2 separate regions of the Mus musculus genome follow, and region 1 is linked to region 2. Evidence: chromatin loops called from intact Hi-C (ENCODE). Cell type or tissue: gastrocnemius. All regions are shown on one strand. Links, peaks and the distances in the headings refer to the core of each region. The heading gives the core; the rest is flanking DNA. Region 1 holds the start of Anapc5 (anaphase-promoting complex subunit 5). Region 2 overlaps Kdm2b (lysine (K)-specific demethylase 2B).

Region 1 (15,738 bases), core at 7,739-15,738, 57 kb after region 2:
GTTTTGAGACAGGCCTCTCTTTGTAGCCCCGGCTGACCTGAAGCTCTCGGTATAGACCAGAGAACCTCAAATTCACAGAGATTAGCGTGCACCACTATGCCCAGTATTGGACCGACATTTTTCAGACGCCCTTCGCTTATTTTAGGAACTACTACACATGACTCAGCCAGGCACTTGAGGCGAATTCAAATTTGATTTCACAGCGACTGGAAACGTGGGCTTCTTTAGGAACTGGAGTTTCCTCTCTGGGCTTTAAGCCGTTTAAGCTCACACACAGAAATGTGATTGTGTCAAGAGAAAATTCCAAGAACGCTACTACGGTTAACATTAACAGGCTTTCGGGGAAGGATTCCCTCCAGATAGCAATCTGCAGACAACTCATTTTGCAGCGAAGGCCACGTTCCCAGCCTTTGGCCACTGTAATTCTTCAATGAAAGGCACATGACCCAGGCTAGCCCAATGGAGAGCCAGCAGATCAAACAGTTTGTTTAAATTGTTTCATACTAAACAGGAAGAGGGGCACCCCCACAACCCACCCCTCCATCGCTTAATTGAATATGGGGAATGCAAAAAAAAAAAAAAAAATTGTCCAGAGTAAAAGGTTTCAATGCGGGGAGAGATGGCCCACGACTTAATCCCAGCACTCAGGAGGGAAAAGCAGATGGATCTCTGAATCGGGAGCCAGCTAGCCTGGTCTACAAAGTGAGTTCCAGGGCAGCCAGGGCTACACAGAGAAACCCTGTCTCCAAAAGCCAAAAGCGCACACTTTACACTTTGCACCACCCATACCGGAAACACCTGCCACTAAGAAACAGCTTCCGGAACCATCTCTCTACATTGCGGTTATAGACGGTCCTCTTGTTGAAGTATGAGCAAAGTTTTAAGGTTTTACAGAACCATAAGAGAAAGAAAACACAATGGTTTAGTCGTGGAGAACGATGATTTCGAATATTTTTCTGCTATCATGACTCAGTATGAAATTACCAAACTATCTGTGTCTTTGTATTTATTGTGTTATTGTGTTAGGATGTTTCTAAAAATTACTGTTTTGAGGAGCTGGCTTGAGGGTGAGTTTTTTATTTGTTTGTTTGTTTTTGCTTAGAAATGTTTAATTTAATTTTATTTATTTAGAATATAGTTTTTAAAGATGTATTTATTATTATACCTAAGTACACTGTAGCTGTCTTCAGACACACCAGAAGAGCGCATCAGCTCTCATTACAGATGGTTGTGAGCCAGTGTGTGGCTGCTGGGATTTGAACTCAGGACTTCAGGTTAAGTCAGTGCTCTTAACCGCTGAGCCATCTCTCCAGCCCCTTTATCTAAAATATTAATGCCATTTAGTTATTTTTCTGTTTATTTGTGTCGGGTCAGGATAAACGTGTGGAGGTCAGAGGCAAACTTCCTGGAGTGGCTTCTTTCCTTCTCCTGAGTAGCTCCCAGGATTGAATTTAGGTTGTCATGCTGGGCAGCAAGTGCCTTTATCGGAGCCATTTCTCTCATCTATTTATTTATTTTCTGTACCAGGCGTTTGTGAGTGTGTGTATGTGTGTACTTATAAAGGTCAGACCTGGAATTGGTTCCTAAAGAGATACTACTTTTTTTTTTTTCTTTTTTTTCAAGACAGGGTTTCTTTGTATTGCCCTGGCTGTCCCGGAACTCACTCTGTAGACCAGGCTGGCCTCGAACTCAGAAATCTGCCTGCCTCTAACTCCCAAGTGCTGAGATTAAAGGTGTGCGCCACCACGCCTGGCTAAGAGATACTACTTTGTGTTTTGAGACAGGGTCTCTCACCAAGGAGGCTAGGTTGGCAGCAGCTGTCCCAAAGATCATTTGTGCTGTCACTTTGCTTGAGGTAGGATTCCAAGCAGGTGCCATGATATGATACCTGGGTTTTTAAACTTAGGTTTTGGGTGTAGAAGCCCGTGAGGCTAGGTTAGCAAGCATTTAATGGATAAATAAACGTTTGAAAAGAAACATTTTAAAGAAATATATTTTAAAAACAACCTTTGGTATATAATTTTTCCATTTTTAAACAACATTTTTTTTTATTTTTATTTTATATGTATGGGTGCTTTGCCTACATATATGTCTATGCCCTGGCTGTCCTGGAACTCACTCTGTAGACCACGCTGGCCTCAAACTCAGAAATCCACCTGCCTCTGCCTCCCAAGTGCTGGGACTTAAAGGCCTGCACCACCACTGCCCAGCAGCCAACTGAATTTTATTTTAGGATTAGAACAGAATTTCCAATGATTTCTAAAGTGGTCCTAAACATACTATATGTAGGACATGATATATATTTATAAACACGGGGTCTTACACAAAATTCTTGCGTGGCCTGGAGAGGTGGCTCAGTGGTTAAAGCAGTGGCTACACTTGCAGAGGTGCTGGATTTGTTCCCAGCAGCTACCCAGTGGCTCACAACTACCTGTAATTCCATTTCTAGGGATCAGATGCCATTTTCTGCCCTCTGTGAGCACTGCATATACAGTGCATAGACATATATGTAGGCAAAGCAGCCATACATATAAAATAAAAATAAAAAAAATAAATGTTGTTTAAAAATGGAAAAATTATATACCAAAGGTTGTTTTTTAAAATATATTTCTTTAAAAAGTTTCTTTTCAAACGTTTATTTATTTATTTTATGTATACGAGCACACCATTGCTCTCTTCAGACACACCAGAAGAGGACATCAGACCCCATTACAGATGGTTGTGAGCCACCATATGGTTGCTGGGAATTGAACTCAGGACCTCTGGAAGAGCAGTCAATGCTCTTAACCACTGGGCCATCTCTCCAGCCCTTAAATATATTTCTTTATGATCTAGTCTCCTTATATACCGGAGGTTGTATGAAAATTTCTCAAATGAGTAAGGGTTCTGAGTGGAAAAAATTATTGTTAATTTTAAAATAATATTTTATCTTTGTGATTAGAATTACAACATTTCCTTTCTCTGTTCCTCCCTCCAAATCCTCCTATATACCCCTCTCCCCTATCCTTCAAAATCTTGGCTCTCAAAAAAAAAAAAAAACCCTAAATGTTATCGCATGCACATATGTATGTTCTTAAATATAGCCTGTTCGGCCAGGCGTGGTGGCACACGCCTTTGATCCCAGCACTCGGGAGGCAGAGGCAGGCGGATTTCTGAGTTCGAGGCCAGCCTGGTCTACAGAGTGAGTTCCAGGACAGCCAGGGCTACACAGAGAAACCCTGTCTCAAAAAACCAAAAAAAAAAAAAAATATATATATATATATATATATATATATATATATATATATATATATATATATAGCCTGTTCGGTCTGTTTAAGTATGTTTTCAGGGCTGACTGCTTGGCACTGAAAAGCCAGTTGGTGTGTTGTTTGCTGGGGAAGGTTAACTTCAGTGACAACATTTAAGACATCCTGGCCTTTCTGTTTAGTACCTTCCACACGCTCTTTTGGTTTGGTTTAGTTTGGTTTGGTTTGGTTTGGTTTGGCCCAAGTATATTATACTGTAATTGGGTCCAGTTACTGACTCAGAGGGATAAGTGTAAAAGCCATTGTAGCTAGGATTTTAATTACAGTTGATTCCAAAATTTCTGTAAGTAATTTCAAACAAGGCAGCTGTTTTTTATATTGGTCTTGCATAGACTCTTCAACTACAGCTGATTGAACGATGTGTTGTAATTCAAATTTTCTTTCTCTCTCTTTCTCTCTCTCTCTCTCTCTCTTTCTTTCCTTCTTTCCTTTAGAGTGTCTCTTAGGTAGCTCTGGATCTCCTAGAACTATATATGTGGGCTGGCCTCACACTCGCCAGCTCAAATGCTCTTCTTTTTTTTTTTTTTTTTTTTTTTTTTTTAGGGGAGGGGTGTTTGAGACAGGTTTTAGCTGTCCTGGAACTCTCTCAGTAAACCAGGCTGGTCTTAAACTCAGAGATCTGCCTGTCTCTGCCTCCAAAGTGCTAGGACTAAAGGCATGCGCCATCACCACCTAACTCAAATACTCTTATTTTATTTTGATTAATTTTTTCTCTTATACATTATATCCCACTGAAGTTTCCCCTCCCTCCTTTCCCCCCAGTCCCTCCCCATCCCCACCTCCTCTCTAGCCATCGACTTTATCTCCCTTCAGAGAAGGGCAGGACCCTCCAGGAATATCAACCAAACATGGCATATCCAGTTCCAATAAGATTAGACACTTCCGCTGGACGTGGTGGTGCACGCCTTTAATCTCAGCACTCGGGAGGCAGAGGCAGGCGGATTTCTGATTTCCAGGCCAGCCTGGTCTACAAAGTGAGTTCCAGGACAGCTAGGGCTATACAGAGAAACCCTGTCTCAAACAAACAAACAAACAAACAAACAAACAAACAAACAAAAAGATTAGACTTTTCCTTTATATTGAGGCTGGGCAAGGCAGCAGTAGGAGGTCAAGGGACCCAAAAGTAGGTAAAAGTCCCTCCCCTCCCCCTGTTCCCTCTGTTAGGAGTTCCACAAAACCACCAAGCTATACCACAACTATAACATACATGTAGAGAGCCTAGGTTAGCCCCACGAAGGCTCCCAGATTGTCTTGTTCAGTCTCAGTGAGTCCGGACTTGTTGCTTCTGTGGGTTTTCTTGTGGTGTCCTTGACCCCTGTGGCTCCTAAATCCTTTCACCCCCACTTAGGATTCCCAAAACTTGGCCTACTTTTTTTTTTTGGCCGTGGGTCTCTGCATCTGTTTTCATCAGTTGCTGAATGAAGCCTTTCTGATGACAATTGGATTAGGCATCGATCTATGAGTATAGCAGAATATCAATATCATTAGGGATCATTTCATTGATTTTTTTTTTTTTTTTTTTTTTTTTGGCCAGTCGTCTTTAGATCTATACTTGACTTTTAGGCTGTTTGGCTCAAATACTCTTTTTTTTTTTTTTTAAATGAGTTTTTTTAAAAAATATTTATTTGTTTGTTGCTGGTATAAACCTACTTTCCTGCCTAGGTACAAGATTTATTTATTTTTGTTTTATTTAGGTGTATGAGTCCGGTGTCGTGCCCCCCCCCCCCCCCCGGGCATCATGTTTGCGCCTGGTGCTTGTGGAGGCAGAAGAGGGCATTGGATCCCCTGGAACTAGAGTCTCCAATGGTCAGGAGCCACTATGTGGGTGCTGGGAATTAAACCTGGGCCCTTTGCAAGAACAGCCAGTGCTCTAACCACTGAGCCATCTCTCTAACCCTTCAAATATTAACAGTTTTTTCTTTGGTGTACTCTTCAACATCATTTTTATTTACTTGATTTTTCATTTGTTTTTTGTTTTGTTTTTGTTTTTTTGAGACAGGGTTTCTCTGTGTACCTCTGCCTTGCCTGGAGTTTGCTATTCTATAGACCAGGCTGGCCTTGAACTCAGAGATCCACCTGCCTCTGCCTCCTTAACGCTGGGATCAAAGGAGTGTACCACCACTGACTGGCTGACTGAGCCATTTTGAAAGCCCAATTTTTTTTTTTTTTTTTTTTTTTTTGTGAGAATCTCATATAGGCCAGCTGACCTTCCTTTTGATAGGCTAGGAACTCCACAGGACCTTGATAGAATGACCTTGAACACCAGGTCTCCTCACTGGAGGTTTTGCACCTTCCATCCTTCTTCTTTCATTTATTTTATTTTTTTTCTTTTTCTTCTTCTTTTTTTTTCTTTTGGTTTTTTTTTTTTTTTTTTTTTTTTTCAAGACAGGGTTTCTCTGTGTAGCCCTGGCTATCCTGGAACTCACTCTGTAGACCAGGCTGGCCTCGAACTCAGAAATCTGCCTGCCTCTGCCTCCCCAGTGCTGGGATTAAAGGCTTGCGCCACCATGCCAGGCTCCTTTCATTTATTGCTTGTTTATTTGTCTTTTGTTGTTTGTTTATACTTGGTGCTGTAGGGAGCCCCGACTTTTTGTATTTTGCTAGTCCTATACAGCTGAGGTATACCCACAGGCTCTAGAAAGTGCTTTTCTCAAGTGTCAAATGGTAAAAATAATTAGCTACTCTTTTTTGTTTGTTTGTTTTTTGTTTTAGAAAAGCCATTCTGAATCCTAACTGAAATGAAAAGAGATAAGAATGAAATAGACTTGAGCTCACTCAAACAAAAACATCCTTGATTCAAGGCCAAAAAAGAGCTCTCTCAGGAATCTTGCCAGTGGTACTCAAAAGAAAAAAGCAGTATTATTTTAGCAAAGGCAAATTGGAAAATTCAGAGGTGTGTTCAGAAATATCACCCAAAACCATGATCTGTAACTCAAATACACAGAGATTGCTAAATTTTTTTTTAATTTTTAAATTTTTGTTTTTTTTTTTCTAGACAGGATTTCTCTGTGTAGCCCTGGCTGTCCTGGAACTCACTCTGTACATCAGGCTGGCCTTGAATTTAGAGATCCACTTGCCTCTGCCTCCCAAGTGCTGGGATTAAAGGCGGTTGCCACCACCGCCTGGCTTACAATTATTATTTTTTAAAAAATATAATCTCTTCTCGGCCTTTTGGCTAAGATCAAGTGTAAAAAATATATTTATGGGGGCTGGAGAGACGACTCAGAGGTTAAGAGCACCGACTGCTCTTCCTAGAGGACATGAGTTCAATTCCCATTAACCACATGGTGGCTCACAACTATCCGTAATGAGATCTGATGCCCTCTTCTGGGGTGTCTGAAGAGTACTTACATATATAATACTTATAAAGACATGTCTTTAAAAAAATATATTTATTTTAGTCAGCTGGGGGTGCATGCCTTTAATCCCAGCAGTTGGGAGGCAGAGGCAGGAGGATTTTTGAGTTCGAGGCCAGCCTGGTCTACAAAGTGAGTTCCAGGACAGCCAGGGCTACACAGAGAAACCCTGTCTCCAAGCAAGCAAACACACAAAGTAAATAACTAAATAAATATTTGTGTTTATGAATGTGTTTGCTTGAATATTTGTCTATGAACCATGTGTTTGCCTGGTGCCATGGAGGCTAAAGGAAGGTGTCAGATCCCTTGGAACTGGTGTTACATGATTGTAAGCCACCGACCATATGGGTAACTGGGAGGCATCCAGTGCTCTTAACTGCCGAGCTATCTCTCCAACCCCAGTTGTTTCAATCACCGTGACCCTCCATTTAGGGCCTTTATTCCCAAAATCCCAGGCTTTAGGAGTGGAGGCAGGGGGACAGTGGATTTGATGAGTACCCCTTCCCTCACACACAGGGGGTACACAACCCTAGAAGATAGAAGGAATTCCAAATGAGTCTAGATAAAAGGTTGGCAATTTTTAGAAAGATTTTGATTGAGGCTTGTATATCATCTTTGGTGATTGTAAATGAAAGCCAATAGTGGAGAATCCTTGTGTCCAGTCTGTTTCTCTTAGTCTGGAAGCGTGTTCATGGCAACTGTTCTTATCTCGGCCATCCAAAGGTCTCCATCCCAAATGGTCACCTTGTTTGAACATCAGCTGAGTTAATGGTCCTGTTGCTTTGTGTGTGTCTGGCTTGTCTGTAAATGAGTGTGAGCGTCAGCCTGTCTGTCTGGGCAGTAAACTGCTAGCAGGGAGAGGCAGGGTCTGAGCGGATTCTCTCTGTGAGTCACTTAGCAGCACAGGTAATTAGGGCTCTAATGAATGTGCTGGCTGTGATCTTTAGAAAGGGGCTGAGTCCTTTTCATTATCTTCTTCATCCTCCCAGTGCCTCTCTGGCCTGAGGGGGAAGTTGACTTGCTTTTCTCTGCATACACTATGAGCCCTGGAAATGTAGGCCCAATAGGATAATTGAGATCTAGCTGCAGTGTGTATTGGATGTGAATGTTGGAAACGTTACATTTTCCCATTTCTTTAGCTACCAGGATACTATAGACAGATCGTTAGGAACAACTTGAACTATGATTCAGTTCTGGATGAAACTGGCATTTTGTGTGCTACTCAATGGGCTGACTTTCAAATAGATGAGAATCCCAGAGCTTCTTTTGGACCGTCACCGATTATTGTCTGGGTGCAGCAGGGAGCGCGTGATTTGGGAAGGGCCTGGAAATGGGATTCAGGGTTCCTAGTGCGCTCCACAAGTGCTCTCTCATAGAACCGCACCCCCAGCCTCTTTTAAAATACATTCTTATTATATCTGTCCGTCCGTCTGTCTGTCTACCTATCTGTGTATGTGTGTGCACATGCCACAACCCGGGTATGGAGGACAGAGGACAGCTTGAGGGGATCCTTTTTCCCCTTGCACCCTGTGAGTCCTGAGCCCGGAACTAATGTCGGCAGGGTTGATGTTTCCGGTCCTTTACCTGATGAGATGTCTGTTTGCACTCATGGGCAGTGCACAATGGAGGCCCCTTCCCCATGCCTCCATTTTTTTCAAATCGTTGTTTTGGCCCTGCCCTCCTCCCCCAAAGGATTTTAAGTGGGGCAAGGCAAGGTCGGTTTTATGGAGTAGAAAGATGATTTGTCTTCAGGTCCAGTGGCAACAAGCTGGAAAGTAGAAGCAAGAGGTCTCAAAAAAAAAAAAAAAAAGCTAGATGTGTGGCAGTACACACTGTGATGATCTTGGTGGTTGGGAGGTTGAGGCAGGAGAATAGCCATAAAATCAAAGCCAGAGTGGCCTAATGTTAGGTTTAGATTAACCAAGCTAAGTTGCAAGATCCTGTCTCAAAAAACTCAGCCCTCTCCACAGAAAAGTCTTCAATTTTTTTTTCAAAGAATTATTTGATATATATGAGTACACTATCGCTGTCTTCAGACACACCAGAAGAGGGCGTCAGATCCCATTCCAGATAGTTGTGAGCTATCACATGGTTGCTGGGACCACTGAGCGATCTCTCCAGCCCAGCCCCAGCAGGATTTTCACAAGTACTGTGATTGGGGTCTGCCCCTTCGGGAAGGTTTGGGTTTGACTAGCAGCAGGTAAACCAGTTCTCTGAGACCGCTCTGCTGGCTCTCCCATCTGTAACGGGAGCTGCAGATGTCACATTGAAGAGCAACTCTCTGATGACTCAGAGGAAAAGCTGGTGTGGTTGTGCTCCAGGTGTTCAGTGTTCTCAGATAATGTAAATCAGGCATCTGCCTGCCGTGCAAAATAACTTCAAAGCCTACTAGTTTTCAGTCCTTTCTTTCTTTCTTTCTTTCTTTCTTTCTTTCTTTCTTTCTTTTTAGGATTCATTTTTAAAAATTTTATGTACATGAGGTATTATTTTTGCTAGCATGTATACACACACACACACACACACACACACCCTGAGCAAGCCCAGTACCTGAGAGCAGAAGAGGGCTTTGGAGTCCCTGGAACTAGAGTTACAAATGTTTGTGAGCCACCTTGTGGATGGGGGGATTGAACCTGTGTCCTCTGCAAGAGCAGTAAGTGCTCTTTACTGTTAAGTCATCTCTCCAGACCTAATTTTTTTTAATCATTTGCATGTATGGTTGCTTATGTAGAGGTATGTGCATGTATGTGCAGTACCAGAGGAGACCAGGAGGAGTCAGAGCTCCCAGAGCTGGGTTAAAGATAATTGGAAAAGTTTGGCAATGGTAGAACACACCTTCAATCCCAGACCTTGGGAGGCAGAGGCAAAACGAGCTAGGTCTATAGAGCAAGTTCTAGGACAGCTAGAGCTACACAGAATGTCTTTACTGCTGTGAATAGACACCATGACCAAGGCAACTCTTATAAAAAGAACAACACTTAATTGGGGCTGCTTACAGGTTCAGAGGTCCAGTCCATTATCATCAAGGTGGGAGCATGGCAGCATCTACGGTGCACACAGTGCAGGAGGAGCTGGGAGTTCTACATCTTCATCTGAAGGCTGCTAGCAGAATACTGACTTCCAGGCAGCTAGGATGAGGGTCTTAAAGCCCACACCCACCCACAGTGCCACACCTACTCCAAAAAGGCCACACCTATTTGAACAGGGCCACACCTAATAGTTAATAGTGCCACTCCCTGGACGGAGCATATACACACAGGAAAACCTTATCTTTTTTTTTTTTTTTTTTTTTTTTTGAGACAGGGTTTCTCTGTATAGTCCTGGCTGTCCTGGAACTCACTTTGTAGATCAGGCTGGCCTTGAACTCAGAAATCCACCTGCCTCTGCCTCTTGAGTGCTGGGATTAAAGGCGTGCGGCACCACGCCTGGCTGGAAAACCTTATCTTGAAAAAAATAAAAAACAACTCAAACAACCCAACAAGCCCCCCCACCCCTACATAAATAGTTACGTGGTCTCTGATGTAGGTGCTGCGGCACAAACTCTGGTTCTCTGGAAAAGCAGCTTAGCCACTGAGTAATCTCTTAGGACAAATATCACTTATTAAACAAACAGGACTGACAGAAGAAAACAGGCCCAATTTGTGTTTGTATGCAGCAGAAGTTGAATAGTACATATCTTTTTTTGTTTCAAGAGCTATGAAAACGGGGGCTGGAGAGATTAAGAGCACTGACTACTCTTCTGAAGGTCCTGAGTTCAATTCTCAGCAACCACATGGTGGCTCACAACCATCCGTAATGAGATCTAACACCCTCTTCTGGTGTGTCTGAAGACAGCTACAATGTACTTACATATAACAATAAATAAATCTTGGGGCCAGAGTGAGCAGGGCCAGAGCAAGCAGAGGTCCTGAGCTCAATTCCCAGCAACCACATGATGGCTCACAACTATCTGTACAGCTACAGTGTACTCATATACATACATAAATAAATAAATCTTTTAAAAAACTTTAAAAAATAAAGAGCTATGAAAACTACTGAGAATGACTAATCACTGATAATATTTTTATTTTAAAATACTTATTTATTTTTATTTTATTTGTACGAGTACTTTGCCTGCATATATATCTCTGTACCACATGGCTGTCTGGTGCCCGCAGAAGCCAGAAGATACTGATGGACCATGTGGGTTCTGGGAACCAAACCCAATTTCTCTGCAAGAACAGCAAGTGCTCTAGTGCTCTTAACAACCGGGCTGTTTCTTCAGCCCTGATAATAATACTTTAAGCTCTAGAGAACTAAGTGTCTTGAGAAATACAGATAAGTAGAAGGGGCATTGTGAAAAGTCAGACTGAAAATACTGTAGACCGGGGGTTGGTTTTAAGAGCTTCATTTACCTGATGTTGGACTTTGTAGTGACTTAGGTGGGATACAGATATCCATTCACAAGAAGGTGGTCTTACCTTTTGTTTCACTATGGGTATCGCACTTGCAAACTGACACGTAGCTGCCTACAAATGGCATTTGTGAGATGTTGAAGAAAAACATGGGCTCTTGTCCTTACAAAAGGAGAATAAGGACAGGCATGGTGGCTCCCTACTGCTAGTAGGGAGGCAGAGGCAGGTTCTACAAAGGGCTGCATGGTGACACCTTGTATCAAAAAAATTTAATATGAGTGAAAAAAATGCTTTTTGTTTTTGTTTTTCTAGACAGGGTTTCTCTGTGTAGCCCTGGCTGTCCTGGAACTCACTCTGTAGACCAAGCTGGCCTTGAACTCAGAAAAGAAATCTGTCTGTCTCTGCCTCCCACGTTCTGGGATTAAAGTCGTGTGCCATCATTGCCTAGCGAAAAAAAAGTTTTTTGAGGCAGGGTCTTCTTAACTATGCAGACCTAGCTGGCCTGGAACTGGCTTTATAGACCAGGTTGGCCTCGAATTTATGGAGATGTGCTTGCCACTGCCTGTGCCTCCAGGTTGCTGGAGTAAGAGGCAGGGAGCTATCACATCTAGTATGCAAATATAATTTAAACATGCCAATTTAATCCCATTGCTTTTAAATACAATGATTTAAAAATGTCTTTTGGGCAGGGTAGATCATTCAAATCATCTCAGCTATTGTCGCGAGTTCAAGGCCAGTTTATGCTACTTAGTAAGTTTTTTTTTTTTTTTCTCCAAAAGGGGAGGAGCATCGCTTCAGCTGAAGGTCTTTGTTAAGAGAGCTTCCCTGGTATACACATATACAGGCGAGGTGTCTTGTTCAATTTCGTGTACCGCTAGAGGCAAAGATGCAATTAAATGGGGGCGAGAAGGAAGATCAAATTAAATAAATACACGCGTGGCCTGTAGTTCACGCTGTCTCTGATCAAAATCCCTGCGTCTTCCTCCCAGATCCCTGTCCACGTCGACTAGGAACCTGGTCGCCTTGGTTGAGCGTTTCTGTAGGGAACCGATTTGCCATAACACCATTTATGTCCCACCCCCTCCCCTACCCCCGCTCACTACAGGTTTGGCTGTTTTGATTGGCTGTCAGTCTTCCTTCTGGTCTTTGATTGGTCGAAGGCACCGCCGGGGTGGGAGAGGGACACTGAGGCCCCCGCTACTGTGGGAAACAGTCTTGGGCGGGTTAAGGTGCCGGGCGGCTGCAGCCATGGCGTAAAGGCGGCTCGTGGGCGCGGCGCGTGGCAGGCCTGGAGAGGGCCTGTCCTTGCCGGCGTCCACGAAGAGCCAGGACTTCAGCCCGATGATGACCAACGGGGTAGTGCACGCCAACTTGTTTGGCATCAAGGACTGGGTGACGCCCTATAAGATCGCCGTCCTGGTGCTGCTCAACGAGATGGGCCGCACGGGCGAGGGCGCCGTCAGCCTCGTGGAGCGGCGGAAGCTCAACCAGCTGCTCCTGCCCCTGCTGCAGGTGAGGGGCGCCCGCTCTTTCCCGCCCATTACCGCACGCGCGCGCGCGCTTCGCGTGGGCCCCGCCCTGAGCTGGAGGGCAGGGAAGGTCCAGCCCCGGGGGAGGGGCCCTGGGGGCGGGGCTTCATCTTGTCACTGAAAAAGAACACTAGCAACTGCATGATATTTCATCCTAAGCTAACCGGCATGGTTTAACTCTTTTCCTATAAATGATAAGTTTTGAGGGTTTTTTTTTTTGTTTTTGTTTTAACATATAGGTTCTTTTAGTTTGGTTTGTTTGTCTTTTTTTGTTTGTTTTTGGGTTTTTTTTGGTTTTTCGAGACAGGGTTTCTCTGTCCTGGAACTCACTTTGTAGTGGTTTGTTTTTCTTTTTTTCTAACTTGTTTATTTATTATATGTAAGTACACTGTAGTTGTCTTCAGACACCCCAGAAGAGGGGGTCAGATTTCATTACAGATGGTTGTGAGTCACCATGTGGTTGCTGGGATTTGAACTCAGGACCTTCAGAAGAGCAGTCAGTGCTCTTAACCGCTGAGCCATCTCACCAACCCGTGGTTTGTTTTTCAAGACAGGGTTTCTTTGTGTTGCCCTGGATGTCTTGGAACTCGCTCTGTAGACCAGGGTGGCCTCCAACTCAAGAGATCCCCCTGCCTTTGTCTCCTGAGTGCTGAGATTAGAGCTGTATACCCAGCCATACAGGCAATCTTAAAATAGTATATGTCAAATACAATTTCCCAAGAAGTCGAGTTGGGTTACCTACATCTAGAGTGGTGTAAACACTGACTTTCTAAAAATGGCCCCAGTGAGTAATTTTAAACCTTGTCTAGAGAAGGCTCTGCTTCTGGGTTAGCCTTCCTTCCCCAGTTCAGAAAACGATGAAATGTGTTTATACTCAGGAGAACTAGAGCACCCACCTTTGTATAGTGCTTCCCGGTGTGCAAAGCCTTTCACAGTCTCCCACTTAACTTTTCCACAGACAAAGGAGATAGTGATTATTAAGTCCATTTAACTGATGGAGACGGGCTCAGCGTTGCCTGTTAAGAGTAACAAAGGAAAGAGAGCCTTATCCTATAAATCCTGTTCATTTTTCTTTCTCCTTTTTTTTTTAATAGATTATTCCATTGACTAAAACCAATCTACAAATGTGAAGTATGTCTTCGTATTTTGCATAGTCAGGAAAATCCTGATTCCATGTGTCTCGTTTGGAATGATTGATAAATGACTCTTTTCAGTCGTTTCTCAGTCCGAAGCTCTTTGCCCGTTATCTCTAACCTTATTTTCTCCTTTACACAGGGCCCAGATATTACACTGTCAAAGCTGTACAAGCTAATTGAAGAATCGTGTCCTCAGCTGGCAAATTCAGTGCAGATCAGGTGAACTTTCTCTCTGCAAAGGGCTGGGTGAAGATTACCAAGGAGTGGGGAGCAGTTAAGTCTAAGATGATAGGGGCGTGGCTCTGTTGGTAACGTGCTTGCCTCTTGTGCACAAGGCCTGGGTTCCATGCCCAGCACTTTAAACTAGACATAGTGGTCCACAGCTGTAACCCATGCCTTTGGGGGCTAGAGGCAGGAAGAACAGAAGTTCAAAGTCCTCCTGGGCTACAAAGCAGTTCGGAAGTTAGCTGGGATACATGGGGGAACCAAAGTTATGATTATTAGAGGGGTTGTTCTAAGAGCTTTTATTTAGATGTTTTTTTAATGGATTGCATTAGAAGTTAGGTTCATGTATTCTTCCCCCATGTGTATAATTTCCTATGCAATTACCTCTCTTTTAGTTGTTTTAGATAATTCCATTTTTACTTTGACGAATGTTATACAGTTAAGTTAGCAATGTGTGATACTCTTGAGGAATATGGGGATGACATTTTAAATGGATTGTAAAGTTTGTCTTAGAGCCCCAGCTTTAAACAAACCTTGAAATCCCCTTTAAAGCAGACTTGTCTATAATTCAGGACTATGGAATGTGCAGGGTGTGCAGCGAGCCTTCCTAAACCATGCATCCCGATTTTCTCATTCAGAATCAAGCTCATGGCTGAAGGCGAACTGAAGGATATGGAACAATTTTTTGATGACCTTTCAGATTCTTTTTCTGGAACTGAACCAGAGGTTCACAAAACGAGTGTAGTAGGTATGGAACTTCTCCGGAGAGCAGGGAGCGTTCCCATTGAAGTGAGCGGCGTTCTGAGGGGCATCTGTCCTGACTTGGGTGTACAGAAGCAAGCAGACTAGGGTGCTGGCTGTGTGCGGTTTGTATTCACTGCCTTCCTGTTTCGTTCTCTATTCGACCGTAACCTGTGGGGAGGCAGCTCTGTTCTCCTGGAGTAGTTAGCCTGGGCCTGGGGTCTTTAGGGTCGCTCAGCTCTTTTCACAGTCCTGCGGACCACTTGACTGGGTTGTGCCAACTGTAAGTGGGGTCACCAGCCACACTTAGGAAGCGAGGTGAGTGGAGACCGCTCTTAAGCTTTAGTGTTGAAGCGCGTGTGCACGTGACATTTCTTTGATGCTTTTGTACTAACTGTGTCCCGTGGGCCCCCCCACCCCCACACTCTGTTGCATGGTCATTTTTATGTTAGTCGACATCAGTTGGTTATTGATCTCCTGTCCCCAGGTCATGGATGTACAAGGTAGACATAGCCTTGCCTCTGACAGAGACAGGTGTGCTGGAAGGAGGGATGGCAGATGTTCAAAGGGAAATCAGTAAATAAGATAACATAATTACACCTCAGCTTTTGACTAGACTCACATACAATAACTATGGTAGCTTCAGAGAGTTTGAATAGCCGTGAGGAAAATGGAGGCCTGAAGGGCTAGAGGTGGGAGAGGCCTGAGACCTGAATGGAGGGAGAGCATGCGGGAAGAGCACTGGAGGAGGAGGGACAGCACCTCTGATTCCTCTGAGGGGAATGGGGCTGGAAGTTGTTGTGAGTCTTGGGCTATCAGCTAATGCTTTCTCCTTGTCTGTGGTCTTATCTTGTAGGTCTGTTCCTGCGCCACATGATCTTGGCCTACAGTAAGCTTTCTTTCAGTCAAGTGTTTAAGCTGTACACTGCCCTCCAGCAGTACTTCCAGAACGGGGAGAAAAAGACGGTGGAAGATGCTGATATGGACCGAGAGGATGGAGAGAAACAGATGGAGAAGGAAGAGCTCGACGTGTCCGTGAGGTAACTCGGGTT
Region 2 (8,000 bases), core at 1-8,000:
GTCAGTCAGGTAGGGTGCAGCGGGCTGAGAAAAGAAGAGCAAGTTCAAAGATATACAGTTGGATTGTTGTTCTCTCTTTTTGGCCTACAAGCAAAAGCGTGGCCCTGGCTTTAAGTATGCCTCCAACCTGCCTGGCTCCTTGCTCAAGGAGCAGAAGATGAACCGGGACAACAAGGAAGGGCAAGAGCCTGCCAAGCGGAGAAGTGAGTGTGAAGAGGCTCCCCGTCGGAGGTCAGACGAGCACCCCAAAAAGGTGCCTGCAGATGGCATCCTCCGCCGAAAGTCTGATGATGTGCACCTGAGGAGGAAGCGGAAATACGAGAAGCCCCAAGAGCTGAGTGGACGCAAGCGAGTACGAACTGGGAAGGCCTGGGTAGCAAACAGAAGGGTGGTGTGGCTGGTCTTAGGTGTGGGGTGTGGGGTGGGGACCAGGGAAAGTTAATGGGAACAACTTGGGATCCTGGCCTCTTAAGAGCTGCCCTGAGCAGGTCACCCAAATCCTGAGAGCCTGGCCCAAAAGAAAGAGAAAAGCCAGCGAAGTCACTCCTCTTCCCACTCCCTTTAGGCCTCGTCGCTTCAAACGTCCCCCGGTTCCTCCTCTCACCTCTCGCCGAGGCCCCCTCTAGGCAGCAGTCTCAGCCCTTGGTGGAGATCCAGTCTCACTTACTTCCAGCAGCAGGTGCTCCCACGCCCCACCCTCCTGAGGCCCTGGGGTTGAGGCCTCCAGGCTGTCCTCGGCTCCACTCCCCAGTACCCTTGGCCATTGCTCCTGGTTCCAGCAGTGGCCTGAGAAGCTCTGAGGTGGAAAAGCCTCTATTGGTTGGGGAAGCTGCAGCTGGGAAGAAAGATCCTGGTAGCCCTGCTTTGCTATGGGCCTTGCCATTAGTAGCCACAAGGTGGCGCCTGGAGAAGTTCCTGGCTTAGGCTTGGCTAGGGTTTTCTCCTGCCTGGTCTCCTGCTATGGGCTCCTTCAGCCATGACACTTCTGTTAGTGGGCAACTGTCATGGGCAACTGCAATCTCTGGTCTATTTCAGGTGGGAGGTCAGCTGGGTGGGAACGATTGACCATCTTCCATTATTTGTGTTATTCTCTGGAAAAGCATCAGGATGTCTGCTAGATGTAAAAGACATGGCTTTATAGGAAGATGTCCTTCTAGCCCTTACTGAAGAGACTGGGCTTGCGATGTGGTGGGGGTGTAAGGGGACCATTTTTCTCCAGTCCAGGAGCAAGCTCTGTATCCTTTCTTCCTATGACAGCTAAAACCTGGCAAAGAAGATAAGCTTTTCAGGAAAAAGGTACCATCTTCCCTTCCCTTGTGCACCTGCCATCAGAGCTGTAGGCAACACACCCGGTGGCCCAACTGTATCCCATGATAAGGTTGGGAAGTCTGGGATGGGTACTGCCCCAAACCCAGTGGGTTGATCCCAGGCCACCCACCATCATCCTTCCCTCCCTCCTGTAGCGGCGGTCCTGGAAGAACGCTGAGGATCGTCTGTCACTGGCCAACAAGCCCCTTCGGCGCTTTAAGCAGGAACCGGAGGACGATCTGCCTGAGGCACCTCCTAAGACCCGGGAGAGTGATCAGTCACGTTCCAGCTCACCCACTGCTGGTCCCAGCACTGAGGGAGCTGAAGGCCCAGAAGAGAAGAAAAAGGTGAAGATGCGCCGGAAGCGGCGACTTGTTAACAAGGAGCTGAGCAAAGAGCTAAGCAAGGAGCTCAACCATGAGATCCAAAAGACGGAGAGCACCCTGGCTCACGAGAGCCAGCAGCCCATCAAGTCAGAGCCTGAGAGCGAGAACGACGAGCCCAAGAGGCCCTTAAGCCACTGCGAGCGCCCCCACCGCTTCAGCAAAGGGCTCAACGGCACACCTCGGGAGCTGCGGCACTCGCTGGGACCTGGCCTGCGTAGTCCACCTCGTGTTATGTCCCGGCCCCCGCCCTCTGCATCCCCACCCAAGTGCATCCAGATGGAGCGTCACGTGATCCGGCCACCGCCCATCAGCCCCCCACCTGACTCGCTGCCCCTGGATGATGGAGCAGCCCACGTCATGCATAGGGAGGTGTGGATGGCAGTCTTCAGCTACCTCAGCCACCGAGACCTGTGTGTCTGCATGCGGGTCTGCAGGACCTGGAACCGCTGGTAAGGGACAGCTGTGTGAGAGGCCTTGGGTCCCAGGTCAGAGTAGTCCATAGAAGCTTGAATTGCTCATGGAGGCACCTGTTTGCTTTTCTAATATGGAAAACGAAGGACCGTGTACAATTCCTTGTCTAGACTTAGCTGAAGTTGACTGAGTGTGCCCATATTGACTAATTACAGCCGGACACTTTCCAGCATTCTAGTTTAAGCTGAGTTTCTGACCTTCCGTCATTATCAGGAGGATCCAGTACCTCCACGGGGCTTGTTAAGAGGCATCTCCTACAGAAGGTGTAGTAAAGCCCAGGAGGCATTTTATGGAGAGTTCTTGCTGTCATCTATCTAAGCATGTGGCTGACTGTCAACAGAGGTGCCCAAATGTCGGCAGGGTAGATGCTAAGTAAGTTACAGAGGGCTGAATCTTAAAGGAACTTCCTCCTTGAAGATGGCAAGCAGGAAGAGTTAGCAGAGCCAAGCAGGGCTTCCCCAGGTGAGACGGCTCTGATGACATTTCCTGTTTGGCCAGGTGCTGCGATAAGCGGTTGTGGACCCGCATCGACCTGAACCGCTGCAAGTCCATCACACCCCTGATGCTGAGCGGTATCATCCGGCGACAGCCTGTCTCCCTTGACCTCAGTTGGACCAACATCTCCAAGAAGCAGCTGAGTTGGCTCATCAACCGGTTGCCTGGTAAGCTTTGGGAAAGGATCCCAATTACGCAGTAATGATGGCCTGGATCGTCACCTGACTCCTTCTGCTTCTCGTCTCCTAGGGCTCCGAGACTTGGTGCTGTCAGGCTGCTCATGGATCGCTGTCTCAGCCCTCTGTAGCTCCAGTTGTCCATTGCTCCGGACCCTGGATGTCCAGTGGGTAGAAGGACTAAAGGATGCCCAGATGAGGGATCTCCTGTCTCCACCCACAGACAACAGGCCAGGTGAGTTGCCAGGCTGGGGCTGTCCCCTAAGGATCTGTCTCTTGGACCTGAGGTGACCAAGCTACCCTGTTCAATTTTTTTTTGGCTATCCGCTTTCTCTGGCCTCAGAGATGAGGGGCAGAATGTTCTTAGCTTGCTTTGGGTGTGAGCGTCAGCTGCCTGGGCGCCTCCCAGTCCCCCAGCCAAAGCTCAGATGGGTACAGGTATAAGGTGAGGGTCACAAGAGACAAGGACAGTGAGACATTTCTGAGCCAGCTGAACTATTATTATTTTTAAATGAAATTTAGGCTCTCCTATTTTCTGAATTTTCTTCATGGTAAAGGCAGAGAATAGCTTGGACTTGGTACTGCTAGAATGAAGTATAGTCTAAACAACTTAACACAGATCTTCCAACCATGTTTATGAATTCTGATTTCTCTGGAGAATCTAGAAACACAAATTCTGATGTGGAAGCTTCTAAGGATGAGATTCTGGCTTTGGCGTAGGGCACGCTTGAGGCCTATGGGGTTTAGAGTAACAGATCAACAGCAGGACGTTAGTTATGTCCCTGCTCAGGTTGATGGGTTGCCTCACTCCCATCTGTCCCAACAGGTCAGATGGACAATCGGAGCAAGCTCCGGAACATTGTAGAGCTGCGCCTAGCTGGCCTGGACATCACAGATGTCTCCCTGCGGCTCATTATTCGCCATATGCCCCTGCTCTCGAAGCTCCAACTCAGTTACTGTAACCACATCAATGACCAGTCCATCAACCTGCTCACTGCCGTCGGCACCACCACCCGAGACTCGCTGACAGAGGTCAACCTATCAGGTGAGGTGGGCCCCAGTATCTGGTTACAGCGGTTAAAAATACAAGTGAATGAGACCACCAACTCTAGAAAGGAACCGGTGCTAACATTAATGAAGGCATATAACAGTGGTTCCTGATCCAAACTGTCGCCTAGGACATATCTCAGGTGGTAAGAGACAAGATCATGCCTGCAGCCGGTGTGTGGGCAACAGCCATGGATGGCTGGGAGGCAGGGTCCACTGAATACAGGGTTGACCATGTTTCTGTCTGTGTTGCCATGTCTTGTGTGTGCCCCTAATGATCCTCTATCAAGGAGCCCATTGTTAGAAATGAAATTACTGTGGATAGTTCTACTCCTTATGTCTGTCACACTTCCCAGAATCCTCCTCCTTTCCATTGTTCTTTGGCTGGAGTTTATTCTGAGAATTTGGAGCTTAGTTGCACATATAGCAAGGTAGACAGTAGCAAGGCCACACTTTGTCAAGTTAGTCTGGATTGGAACTTATTTATGTGGGGAAAAAAATCACAAGTAAATACAAGGGAGAAAGTTGTGCTTTCTCAAGAAATTAAGGGACATCCTCACTTCACTAAAATTGCATTTGACACAACTGCATTCTGTCCTGCTGTTAGGACTCATGTCATTTCATTGTTAACCTGTCTTCATCACCGTATCCACGATGGGGTGGAAGTTTAGACAGTGTTGGATCATTCTGGTCCTTAGAAGCTATTCCGCCTCATTGTAAAGATTTGGTAGCAGGGATTTACCACTAAGTGAGGCCAAGAGCTATGCTGAAGGGAAATGTCATCACAGTGTACATGATGTGCAGCATAATGTCTGCTCAGGGACCCAGCTGAGACTTGAAAAGTGACAGAGCTGCCAGCATCTGGTTCTAAGCTCTTAATTATAGTAAATCTTCTTCCATGTTCTAGTTGTTATGGGAATATGTGGAAGTGTGTGTATAAATCATCTATATATTATTTCTCCATCACAACATACTGAGATCATCTTTTCATCTCAGGACACATATACCTACCTACATCCTTTAAAAAAAAAAAAAAAAAAAAAAAGCCAGTTGTTTCCTAGCCCCAAGTTCTCAGAAGATGAGAGGCAGTAGTATCTAAGTTTCAGCCCTCTGCTACATCATGTCGTTAAGGGATCTCTCTATACTCTCTCCGTGTCTTGTACTCACCTCCCGTTAATACAACTGAATTAATGATAAAGTGCTCCATGATGGTCACATTCGTGTGGCTGGAGGATCTGGCACCCGGTTGTTTCATTCCATCCTAGATATACAGATCAGGTGCTCAGGCAGGTCAGAGCTGTCTGGCCTTTTCCTAATCCTTACCAATTCAGGCAACCACTAGACCCCTTTATTGGGGTCCACCTTCCATCTATGTATTTCTACCATTTCCTTTCAGATGTGTGTGTACAAGGTAAGGATTTGTTACTTGCATTCTCCTGTTACTGATTCCTCTCTTTCCTCTCCGTTTTTCCAGTTTCTAAAGTTGGTAATATTGACCTTATGGTCTTGTCCACTTTGGTCACTAATTAAGCCAAATAATGTATCAAGTGCACTTCCTTTCCTGTGTGACTCTTGAGTTTTGCTAGTTAATAATTGCCTTTTCAATTTTGTCTAGCTTCTGAACAAAACTGAATATATCCCCTTACAAACGCACTGGTCACACAATCAGTTGTTTCTGCAGGACAGTGTCCCATCCCTGACCTTTTCTTTCTATTCCTTCTCAACTGTCTCCAAGATCTCATCTGAATTGGCTGCCGTCACTGCACCCCTGATATCCAGGGGCCTCACCACCAGCCCAGTTCTTATTTAATTACCCTTCTTCCTTGACTCCATTATTCTCCTTCCTGGGTGATCTCTTGTGTGGAGCACAACTGTGTGTATTCACATTTAGTTGATAGTTGAATATAAACCCAGTGTGTTTGTAAGCCACATTGCTTCTCCCCTGGCTTCTATAACTCCCAAAATCAGAAATAAAAATCAATTTAGTGCTTTATCTATTACTTACCTTTTTCCCAGTTTTGTAGCAGTTGTCTTTGACTGTAATTTTGTGTGTGTAAGGAGGAGGGAGGGAAGGGAGTTGGATCTTCTTGAGCTGCACTTATAAGAGGTGGTGAGCCACCAAATGTAGGTACTGGGAACCAAACTCAAGGCCTGGGCAAGAGCAGTACAGACTCTTAATCTTAACTGCTGAGCCTTTACTCCAGTTTCGTGTGTGTGTGTGTGTGTGTGTGTGTGTGTGTGTGTGTGTGTGTGTGTGTGAATGATCTCTAAAGTCACGAAGGGTTTTCCTCCCATATTTGTGTATGCTATGTGGTTGGTGATAACATCAGTTATCCCAGCATCATTTGTTGAAAAGGCTGTCCTATTTCTTCAATGCCCTTGTCAAAAATCATTTGAAGCAGAGGTAGGAAGATTTCTGATGCCAGCCTGGTCTACAGAGTGAGTTCCAGAGAGAAATCCTGTCTCAAAAAACAAACAAACAAATAACAAAAAAAAAAAAAAAAAAGAATGAATTCATTTGAATTTTGAAATGGCATATACTGCCAAGCCTCATGACCATAAGTTTGATCCTTGCATTCCACGTGATAGGAGTAGTCGACTTTCAGAATCGTCCTCTGATTTTTTCATATGCACCACAAATATATTTTAAAATTATTTAAACTAATTTTACTAGCCAGATGTGGTGCATCACACCTTTAATTTTAACATCCAGGATGCAGAGGGAGGAGGATTTCTGTGAGTTTGAGGCTACCTGGTCTACTTGGAGAGCCTTGAAACAGCCAGGGCTTTGTAGAGCTAACCTGTTTCCAATTGAACAACAATAGCACCAATAGTAGCAGTAGTGGTTGTTATTCTGTATTTTTACCTTGATTCTATTCCTTTATTCTATATAAATTTTGCTGCTGTTAATACCAGTTTTGACTGCTTTAGCTTTGCAATACGGTTTTCAATGAAAAAAAAATTAATCTTCTGACTTCAGAATACTTGGGTTCTGTTTACTAAATTTCAGGATGGGCTTTTTCTATTTTTGCTAAATCACTTTGCTCATCTTTGACAGTAGTAATGTCTTAATAGTTTAATCTTCTAATCCATGAACTTAGAATGTTTTCCCATTTATGTCTTATTTTAGTAGGTTTTTTGTTTTGTTTTTTGGTTGTTTTGTTATTTACCACTGTCAGTGGACAAGTCTTGTTCCCTTGAATTTACTTCTCTGGGGTTCCATTGTGCATGAGCTTGCAATTTTTTCATTGTTCTCATTTAGAAATGGAGCTATTTTTCTAAGCTTGCCAAAATGTTTTAAGTAAAACAAGGTTTTTTGTTTTGAAGTGTACTCTCTAAATACTTCACTTTTAATTAAAAATTGTACCATTTTTTACAATATTTTTTTGTTGTTTAAAAACCATCTTATCATTGGTAGGATTTCTCTTCCAATCTCACATTTTGGATTTTTTGTTTTTTGTTTTTAATTTATGTGTGTGTTACATACATGTATGGTACGTGCATCATGGGGTGATCAGTGCCAGCAGAAATCGGAAAAGGTGTCAGACCCCCTGGAACTGCTAACCCAGGTCCACTGAGCCATCTCTGCAGTTCTCATTTTTATATTGTGAACATTTTTAAACATACAACAGCAGCAGACAGTGCAGGGAACATAACTTGTTGTTTCAGTCTCATGTAACAATTAGAGACCTCCTAAGATCCTTCATAAGAATTCGGATCCTATAGTGATAGTGCTATCACAGGTAAAATAAAAGAACTAAAAATGAAACAGTATTCTTTTACTCTAGGTGAGACTGGAGATGAGAAAACTTTAAAAAAAAAAAAAAAAAGGATGCTTCTAAATAGAACCTCTCTCCCTCTTTCAAAGAGTCCCTTACTCTAATTAGCCTCTCGGGTGTTTCCCCAAGATGCAAAGGTGAATTTTAAGTATAAATAGAATAGAAAATTTGCCAGTATTAGAAGTAGGGGAGAGCACTCAATTTTTTTCATTTTTCAGTGTGACATATGAGGCCCATCCCGTGGTGAGCTGCCCCTGTCCTGTTGTCAGTAATCCTTGATACAGGAGCAGGAATGGAGATCAGTGATAAAGCCCTTGCTTATTACATAACAAGGCCCT

Evidence for each region. Peaks named below come from ENCODE experiments on the same cell type or tissue, not always from the same donor. Only the 100,000 strongest peaks of a DNase experiment are listed, where the experiment ranks them.
Region 1: it touches region 2 in a loop (3-fold over the local background); 17 of 42 quality-filtered maps call a loop at or near these places.

The regions. Positions count from the first base shown.
Region 1 is chr5:122,817,809-122,833,546 of GRCm38, reverse strand. It overlaps Anapc5 (anaphase-promoting complex subunit 5), which reads left to right and starts at 12,205. Exons shown (of 17, transcript NM_021505.3): 1 at 12,205-12,567; 2 at 13,860-13,939; 3 at 14,584-14,693; 4 at 15,543-15,726. The coding sequence starts at 12,397. In gastrocnemius, for the core only: no CTCF peak of the experiment used is centred there; DNase peaks (open chromatin) are centred at 11,605, 12,214 and 12,600; H3K4me3 peaks cover 2,767 bases; H3K27ac peaks cover 4,201 bases.
Region 2 is chr5:122,874,316-122,882,315 of GRCm38, reverse strand. Kdm2b (lysine (K)-specific demethylase 2B) reads left to right here. Exons shown (of 23, transcript NM_001003953.2): 16 at 92-352; 17 at 566-679; 18 at 1,258-1,296; 19 at 1,464-2,143; 20 at 2,664-2,827; 21 at 2,910-3,071; 22 at 3,663-3,881. Among named protein-coding and RNA genes, the nearest start is that of Rnf34, 28 kb to the right of the region's middle. In gastrocnemius, for the core only: a CTCF peak has its summit at 872 (motif pointing right); a DNase peak (open chromatin) is centred at 892.